Regions from separate parts of the Homo sapiens genome. Here all the other regions are linked to region 3. A link is a contact called in ENCODE Hi-C or POLR2A ChIA-PET data. All regions are on one chromosome and are shown on one strand. Each heading gives the region's core, a stretch centred on a gene start or an enhancer-like site at or near the end of the contact. The rest is flanking DNA. Distances are from core to core; before and after follow the strand shown.

Region 1 (2,890 bases), core at 390-2,889, 140 kb after region 3:
AGCTGGGAGGCAGCTGCATCATGGTAACACCTCAAACACTTCTCCTGAGATGCCCCATGGCACACCCAATGTCCCCACCCTTGCTTGAGGCCATGTGTTTTTCTTAGACACAACCTGGCACTGCGCAGTGAAGGCTCAAAGAAGTGACGTGCTGCCCCTTGGGGGCTGGTCCTTCCTCTATGTTAGCCAGGAGCCCACGGTTCTCCTGAGGGCCCACAAGGGTCTGTGGAAATGAAGTCCATGGTCTTTTTTGTGAAGCAGCTTCTCTGTTCTTTGGGGCCACTTGAGGCTCATGAAGAACTCAGGCCTTTCCAAGACAAAGGACAGACATTAAACATAGGGAGAAAGGGGCAGGGAATGCAGGATGCTATTGTGCAAGGAACAGGATGGATGGGAGCAGCATTTGGAAGACAGGAAGAGGTAGGGGAGAGGAGTTCTGTTCCAGACTAGTTGCTTCTCAGGGGCAGGGCCCATTTCTTCCTCTGTGTGTGCTCAACCCTCAGCACCGCCCAGGACACCCAACAGGCCATCCAGCCAGTGTGAGCACACACCCATCACGGTGGGAGGCAGACTGAGTGTGAGCACCCAGCAGACGGAGCAGGAGGCTGGTGAAGGGGTGGTGTTGGGCACATAAAGGAGGTCTGGAGGGATCACAGACTGGGCCATACAGCTGCAGCAGGAGCAGCACTGCAGTTGTCCTTCCAGCATGTGCGACAGCAGGAGAGATCTGGAGGCACTGCAAAGACATGTGCAACAAAAGGTGCTTTCCATTTACCACTTCATGTAATTTAAAGAGCCACATATGCACATGGTAAAACATTTAAGTCAATGCAAAATTGAACACCTCTTTTCTGCCAACCCCTTATCCCACTCACCAGAGAGTAGCCACTATTAACACTTTCTTACTTATCCTTTCAGAAATTTGTAATGCATATTCAAGCATATACTTTACCCAAATGGAATCACACGATATTGTTCTGCAGCTTGCTTTTTTCACCTTAATAAGATATCTTGCAGTTCTTTCTCTGTTGTATATATAAACCTTTCTCATTCTTGTTAATGGTTGCATAGCTAAAATCGTAGATTCTTCAAGCTGGAAGGAACCTTCAAATCAATGTGATCTAATTGCCTCATTTTGCTAGAACCCGGAATGGTGAGGTGACTTGCCGGAGGGCACAGTGAGTTAGCGGAAGGAAAGGATTCCTCTGAGAGCTATTTAGAAGGAAGAGCTTCATGAGGGGCTGGGTGCTGGGGTGACAGATAGGAATGACCATTACCGGCTGGCTGCATTTCATCAGCAGCAGCGTCTGTGTCCATCATTCTGGGCTATTTGCAGCAGGAGAAAAGAGGGAGGACTGGAGAGAGGAAATGATAGCCCTCTGCACACATTAAAGTTGAGTTCACAAGATACTTGGGTGGAAATGTCATTTGGGCCAGTAGAAATTTGTGTTCAAGTTCCCATGAAAGGCCCTCTGTCTTGAGCAACAGAGCCAAACACCCATTATTTGGAGAGCAAGTGTTTTCCTAGAAATTGCTAGATTTTGTATTTGTCCCTTTGTAGTTATTTTTAGGCATGGAAACAGAGCTGGTTGCAGGAGGGTGTGACTCCTGCTGGCCCCAAACTTGTTCCTTTGCTGTATTTGCTGACCCCATCCCCCACCCCTTCCAGTTGCTTCTGGCATCCTGCCATGTGACTTAGGTTGGTAGGAATAGGCATGAGTGAAAGCCTTCTGAAAGGCCTTAGGGCAGCAGCTGCCTGATTGCCACACAGAAGATGGGTCAGAGATGGGACCTCTTGCCTCTGCTGCACCGAAGGACAGGGTGTTTATTCACTGCCAAGCCTCTGGCTTATGGTGTGCTAGTGAGAGCTGGGAGGGCCCTGAGAGATGTTCTAGCTCAGCAAGTCCCACCCCGGGGTCTCTGTGCCCCCAGGGTTGCCTATTCATTTGCCAGGGTGGAATATATGAAACCACAGCCTAGGAAGGGCACATCTTCCTGGAATGTCAGTTTTACATGAAGCTTTGAGGAGAGAGATGCTATTTTTATATTAAAGCAAACACTGATATTATGAAATAGCATGGAAAAGTCAAGTTACTTTTCAAGATAAAACACGCAATTTCAAAGCAATTTTATCTTCCCTTGCCTTGGGCAACTTCAAGCTTTAACCCCTACACCCTGGAGGGCATATGTTCTCTCTCCTCTGCTCTTTGGGACTTTGTCAAAAAGTACTTTAGTTAGATTGGGGTAGTCTTCTCAATAAAATGAACTTTATCTTAAAGATGTACATAGCCCAGAACCAGGAGGTGACAGGGCTCTGGTCAGCTCCTGGCCAGGTCTCTGCCTGCTCTATGCTTAGCTGTATTTGCTCCCTGCTGCCCAGTCTCCACATAGCCCATCTGCTTTTTCTGGTCTCTCAGAGTTCCTTTCATCTTTGGTGGACCTCAATCCACCCTAATGACTTCCTCTTGCATTACCTCCATTGCCAACTGGCCACTCACTTCTTGGTTTATTCCCAAAGGAAATCTGCTTGGCCCAGCTCTTCTTCTCATACCTGATCAACCCGGCTGTAGATCTGCTGCCCTGTGATCAGATCAGCTGGAATGAGTTCAGGGGCTTCTCATATGAGACATGCTTCCCTAGATGTCAACCTCTGGAGGGGCAGGAGTGGGCTAGCAGACCCTCGAAGGGGATATGGACTCGTGGGTGCTGCTCCAGTCCAGCCAGCTGGAGCGCAGAGGAGACATGGGGGCTGGAGAGGGAAACAGTGAGTGGTGGAGGTGGGCCCTCACCTCCTAAGACTTCTTTCCCAGGCCCTTGCTTTCCTGCATTTTCCCTGTCCCATCCTTTCAGTTTGAATGAACACCTCCTACTGCTGTAGTCCAGGTTACCA
Region 2 (2,852 bases), core at 188-2,687, 180 kb after region 3:
CCCAAAGCCCTGACTGGCCGCACCCCTGGGGACACCCTCCACCTACCTTCCCATGGAAAGAGTTGAGGTTCTTTGTGGAGTCAGCCTTGGGTTTCCCAGGGACCAGGGGCAGGGAGTGCCCTTTTTCCTTTTGTTGGTTTAGTTGAGGTTCAGCACATGAAGGTGGAATTCGCAGCAGGCCTTTCCTTCCCCTCCTGGGCCCAGCACAGGCTGGTGGGATGTGCTTGCTGGGTTGCCTGCTTCTGCAGAGCCGACCCAGCCTCATCCGCCAGTCCCTGGTCTTGGTGAGGCTGCTGCAGGGCAGCCTGCTCCCTGTTATGGCCCTGTTTACACGGTCTGTGCTCCTCACAGTGTGGCCCTGCGACTGACACGGAGCCCAGGGCAGCTTGAGGAGCCGGTAAACTTTGACTTTGGGCTCTTTCACCTCAGGCAGCTACCTGAGTCTGCCCCCCAGGTCATTTTAGGTAGACATGCCAAACACTCCCCTTTCTTCTTAGTGCCCCTTGACATACATACCTCCCAGTTAGTTACCCACCTTGGGACCTTTCTAAGCTCCCCTTCTTAGTCCTCTGTTCCAAGCTGATTACCAGGAGAATTGGTATCTTAGTCAATAGTGTTTACTCCAAAATACCAGCTTACAGGCCCCTGGTGTATTCTGCACTTGAAAAGAGGGGCCAGGACAAACTGTTCACAACAGAAAGGCTCGTCTCATCTCATCTCACTTAAACCCGCCTGGGACGGGGAGCCCTCACCCCATTTTTGTGATGAGGAAGTGAGGCTCAGCTAGGCTGACGCATCCTAAGTTGCTGGGCTGGAAGCGGCAGAGCCAGGATTCAGGGCCTGGTCCTTCTTGTCCTCAGCCAGGCACACAGGTTTCACCCTGCAGGCACCCGAAGTTCAGAATCACTGAGGCGGATGTTTATCTAAGAGCACGGAGGCTCCAGTGAGATGTGCATTCCTCTTGTTGTCTTCTTTTAGAGGAGAGAGGGGCTTCAGAGCCTTCACCATGCCCTGCTGCCCGTAGCACCTCTCGGTAGCCCTGATAACACCACGCTTTGCAGATCTGCCTGTGCCAGTGTGCTGTGACCCTGGTTTGTGGTGGCCCATAGACCACTTGCCTCAGAATCATGGAATAGAGTCCTGGGCCCCACCCCAAGCGAGGCCCTTGGAATCTGCCATGTAAACAAACTCCTAAGTGATTGCTATGAGTCCTGGAGTTTAGATCAACTGCCAAACTGAATGTATTCCAGCCAGCAAATTAATCACTTCCCCAGGAAATCCCCCCAGGGAAAGCCTCTAAATCCATCCTGACTTCTGAACTGCCTCAAAGAGATCTGTTACTTTTTCCTCTGGTGAGGAGGCCTTCCCCCACCCCGCTTCTTCCCAGAGTTAGGGCCCAGAGAACGTCATCCTGAGCCTTGAGTCCAGAGAGCCTGTGGTGGGCGACCAGCAGCCCTGCAGAGAGCCTGAGCCCTTCCCGCAGGAAGGAGGGCTGTCCTTGTGGCTTAAGGGTTGGCACTGGCACTGGCTCCTCAGGCTGGCACATGCCTTCCTGCTGCCTTGCTGGCATGGCAGAATGGCACATGTGCCCAGTGACCAGATCGGGCTGACACAGCTGGGCACACTCAGTGCACGGGCGCAAGAAGGGCCCTTGGAGCCTCCCTGTCCGTTTGCTGAGCAGGCCCAGGGCAGGCGGGGCTTCTCTGGATGTTATTTAGCAGCAGCCCTGGCTGCCGCTGGGCTGAGGGTCCTAGGTTGCCCTATTTGAAGATTGTTGTTTACTGCTTCTGAAAGGAGCATGGTCCTTGTGGGGTGGGGTGAGGCTCTGGGTGACTGCTGAGGGAGCCTGGGGTCCGGGAGGGAGGGGTGTCTGGAGAGTGAGATCATGTCTGTGCTATTACTGGACTGACCCACGGTTCTGAAAAGTCACCTCACACTGTGAGCCTCATCTCTTCATCTATGTCATGACATAGTTGGACCACAGAGTCTCTAAGACCCTTCTGGAATGGAAGCCCTACCTGCTTCCATAGGCCCCTCTTCTTGCCTCTCCGAAGCCTGGTACAACCTCCCCTTATACTTGTGCTGTAGGGGTCGTTTGTTCCCCAAGGCTTCTCTGGTAGGCTGGGTCCTCAACCCTCATTTCCTACCATTTCCAGGAGTGAGATGAATGAATGGCTCAGGAAGCTTTTGGTGGCAAGTTAAATTTCATCTCAATATTCTTGTATTATCCATTTGCATTGCTGTAAAGGAATACTTGAGGCTGGGTAATTTATAAAGAAAAGAGGTTTATTTGGCTCATGGTCCTACAGGCTGTACAGGCCTGAAACCAGCATCTTCTCAGCTTCTGGGGAGGCCTCAGGAAGCTTACAATTATGGAGGAAGGCAAAGAAGGAGCCGGTGTGTCACCTGGCAAAAGACAGAGCAAGAGAGATGCCAGGCTCTTTTAAATAATCAACTCTCATTATTCGCTCATTACCATGGGGAGGGCACCAAGCCATTCATGAGGGACCCCGACCCCTATGACCCAGACACCTCCCACCAGACCCACCTCCAACACTGGGGAGTCACATTTCAACATGAGATTTGGAGACTGAAATATCCAAACCACATCAATTCTTCATTCACACTTCATGTTTTTTAAAACTTCTATAAGGAGTGAATAAAATCATCTTTAGAAAATTTGATGTTTTTATTTATCTTTAACATACAAGCCAGTGAAAACTGATTGCAGCATCAAAATACCCCCTTCTCCACACATACTGTCTCTCTCACACATGCATGCATTCATGCACTCTCACACTCGCTCTGCCTATAACCAGAGAGCTTGCCCGTTCTGTGTTGGGATTCTGCGC
Region 3 (2,803 bases), core at 303-2,802:
ATGAAATTCCTCCAGGAACTGACATCATGGCTATGGGCCCTGCCTTTGCTGTCTCCACAAGAAGGCACAGCTGAGCAAGGGCAGTTGGTGCCCCGTGCTGACCCCAGCACAACATCTTGACCTCTTGAGGATCTGGAAGGGTAGGAGGGAGAGGAACGGTGGTCTAAGGCTTCTCATCTTTCTTGCTCTCTGGCTTTCCCTGGAGTCACCACCGGTAGGGCTGAAAAGGAATGTATGTTTTTCTTTTGTGTTCAGGCCTTGCCGGGCCTCTGGGGGACTGTTATTTTTTTTTTTTCTCTGGGCCTCTGGTTGCACTTCTTTGAAGGCAGTTCTTTTTCTCACTAATAAGAATTTGCCACCATGTGTGGTAGCTCATGCCTGTAATTCCAGCACTTTGGGAGGCAGAGGTGGGCCGATTGCTTGAGGCCAGAAGTTCGAGACCAGCCTGGGCAACATGGCAAAACCCTGTCTCTACAAAAAATACAAAAATTAGCCAGGCGTGATGGTGTACACCTGTGGTCCCAGCTACTGGGGAAGCTGAGGCACGAGAATTGCTTGAGCCTTGGAGGTCGAGGTTGCAGTGAGCCGAGATCATGTCACACTGCACTCTAGCCTAGGTGACAGAGTGAGACCCTGTCTCAAAAAAAAAAAAAAAAAAAAAGCGCCTGCATTGCCCTAACTTGATTTTTATCTTATCCTCTAGGGTAGCCCAGATTCTGCTCCTTTGCTGGGGCCCTCTAGCCAGAGCAGACCTGGGTTTTTAGGGTTTTAGAGTGTGAGTTTTTTATTTATTCTTCTTTTGTTATGTCTAGCAGCTAGGATTGGAGGCTGCCGCAGCATGGTGTGAATTCAGGAGCCGGGTTGCCTGGGGTCGAATCCTGCTTCCCAGTTGTGCTCCCTGAGCAGGGCACTGAATCCTCTGTTGTCCCTGCTGGTGATCCTGCCTCCTCCCTGGATAGTCATAAGACTTCTTGAGATAAGGGACAAGCTTAGAGCAGCACCAGGTGCACAGCACATGGAATGTGCCTGTACTGCCCTCTGAGGTTTACCAGTTATGCCCCTCCAAAGCCTTGTACCCTGTCCACCTCTGGGACACGGCCTCATGCATAGTAAAATTCACTCATCTAATGGCCGTTTAAAAATCACAGCTTTTAGGCCAGAGTCTTAGGATGAGGCCAGAGCTTAGAACCTGTGTGTGTGAGTAGGGGCACTCTAGGACTAGCATTTTGAAATTGGCATTCCTGTCCCACGCATATCCTGTGCTTCACTGGGGACAGGCTCTGGGTGCAGGAGCTGTTTGGGCTTAGAAAAGGTGGGGAAGAAGGCCAGGCTCTGAGAATGCAGCTCACTCCTTCCTATTTTTCATTTGTCACTGGTCCCTGGGAAACGGTTTTCTCCAGCAGTTTTGGTTGTTGCCACAGCCAGAGAGAACCCCACTGTGCCTTGTGAATGAAGTCCTGGAACTGTTGGCAGGACTCTGGTCACAGCAGCCCCTCTTCTGGGATCCGGTCTCTTCCTGTGGTGTGTGAGCGGAGCCCACTAGGTGGCAGGCCTGGGCCACTTGTTGGCTGGAAGAACAGGCGTGCTGGGAGAAGGCCTTGGGCAGGGTGGGGAGAAGGCCCCTTCCCCCGATGTCATCCTCTGAGGGCCTGTAACCTGGTAGCTTTGAGACTGATTAAATCTAGCTGAGGAGGCTGAAAGGCCCTCTACCCAAGGCCTGATCTTTCATCTCCTGCCCTCTTTTTGTTGGGAGACCTGGCTTTTTAGTGTTATCTGACCTCCCTTTGTTGTGGCTGCCCTGGGGGACAGGTTGACCAGGTTTGTACTGCCCTGTGGGGACTTAGCATCCCGTTCGTTCTCCCTGCCCCTTTAGCGCGGCTTGCTGAGGAAGGGCCCGCTTTTCTCTCACCCTGTTCTCCTCCTCATCCAGAAAGTTACTGATGGCTTGGCTTGGATCCAGAAAAATGTAAAGAAGGAGCAGTTGGGATTAGATGAGGAAGGAGAAATATTGGGGTTTTATGATGGGCTGGGCTGGGGCATTGACTCCTCAACCCCAGCTACTTTGTTCCTAGACCTCGTAAGTCACATTGTTTGTCATTGCCAGGTACCCGAGGTTAAGGCCAAATTAAGAACTGTGTCTGTGGACTGCTTCCCCAGCTGGCAGAGGGGCGGGGGATAGGAGGATTCCTTGCACTAGTCCTTCTCTTGGTAGCTGGTGGCACCCTTCAAGCGCCTTTTCCTTGGCTGCTTTTTGTAAAACAAGCAGATTCTGACTTTCTTGGGGGCGGATGGACTGTCACACGATTTTGGCAGCCAAGGGGATTTTTTCAGGGCCCAGGGAAGGCACATGGAGCAAACAGCTAACATATCAGTGGCTTGGACTTCCCATGGCAAGCAGCCGTTGCATGAAGGAACCTCAAGTTGGCATCTGGATATGGTCATGCTTGCTTGTTTCTGTGAAGAAGTCAAGGTTCGGCAGCAGGAGCTGTGCCGTCCTTTTGCCCACCTGGAGGCTGAGGAGGAGGGGCACTGAGGCACTCGTAGCTGGGTGCAGATCATTCCAAAGACATTCCAGGAGCATGCTGCAGCCCGCCTGCATGCCTGCCATAGCTGCGGCTTGTAGACCGGCCTTGGGGTGGAGTTCTCTGTAAACATTGGACGGGGCCTCTGTAGAAGTGGCATCAGCAGAGAGTTTGTCTCAACCTTATTGGGACCTTGGCTAGCATTCTCTTCCCAGATAAAGATCAGTGTCCTGCCTCTCTTCTTGCTTCTCTTCATCTGCCCTTGCCCCTGTCTCTCTCTC

The links. Hi-C counts contacts between places; a loop is a spot of excess contacts on that map. ChIA-PET counts read pairs that join two places held with the same protein, here RNA polymerase II (POLR2A). Pooled maps may share reads with other maps.
Region 1: a loop to region 3 is called in a map of psoas muscle, with 2.3 times the contacts of the local background. The contact joins two enhancer-like sites. A Hi-C loop is called at or near these places in 2 of 168 maps with a recorded cell type or tissue (Caco-2 and psoas muscle) and 4 of 50 pooled maps. POLR2A ChIA-PET finds 5 or more read pairs at or near these places in 1 of 52 experiments (MCF 10A).
Region 2: a map of Caco-2 shows a loop between it and region 3 (4-fold over the local background). The contact joins two enhancer-like sites. A Hi-C loop is called at or near these places in 3 of 168 maps with a recorded cell type or tissue (Caco-2, Calu3 and ascending aorta), 1 of 37 single-sample maps with no recorded cell type and 6 of 50 pooled maps. POLR2A ChIA-PET finds 5 or more read pairs at or near these places in 5 of 52 experiments (H1, PC-9, Panc1 and 2 more).

What each region holds. Positions count from the first base shown.
Region 1 is chr3:126,894,097-126,896,986 of GRCh38, forward strand. All of the region lies in intron 5 of CHCHD6 (coiled-coil-helix-coiled-coil-helix domain containing 6), which reads left to right. Among named protein-coding and RNA genes, the nearest start is that of PLXNA1, 88 kb to the right of the region's middle. Within about 2 kb of position 1,640, at least 6 of the 41 ENCODE cell types and tissues checked have a DNase peak (open chromatin) inside an H3K27ac peak, as active enhancers do.
Region 2 is chr3:126,931,159-126,934,010 of GRCh38, forward strand. The region is part of intron 6 of CHCHD6 (coiled-coil-helix-coiled-coil-helix domain containing 6); the gene reads left to right. Among named protein-coding and RNA genes, the nearest start is that of PLXNA1, 51 kb to the right of the region's middle. Within about 2 kb of position 1,438, at least 3 of the 41 ENCODE cell types and tissues checked have a DNase peak (open chromatin) inside an H3K27ac peak, as active enhancers do.
Region 3 is chr3:126,750,864-126,753,666 of GRCh38, forward strand. The region is part of intron 4 of CHCHD6 (coiled-coil-helix-coiled-coil-helix domain containing 6); the gene reads left to right. Among named protein-coding and RNA genes, the nearest start is that of CHCHD6, 48 kb to the left of the region's middle. RefSeq lists enhancers at 1-314, 953-1,590, 1,343-1,637, 1,403-1,697, 1,671-1,770. Within about 2 kb of position 1,553, at least 5 of the 41 ENCODE cell types and tissues checked have a DNase peak (open chromatin) inside an H3K27ac peak, as active enhancers do.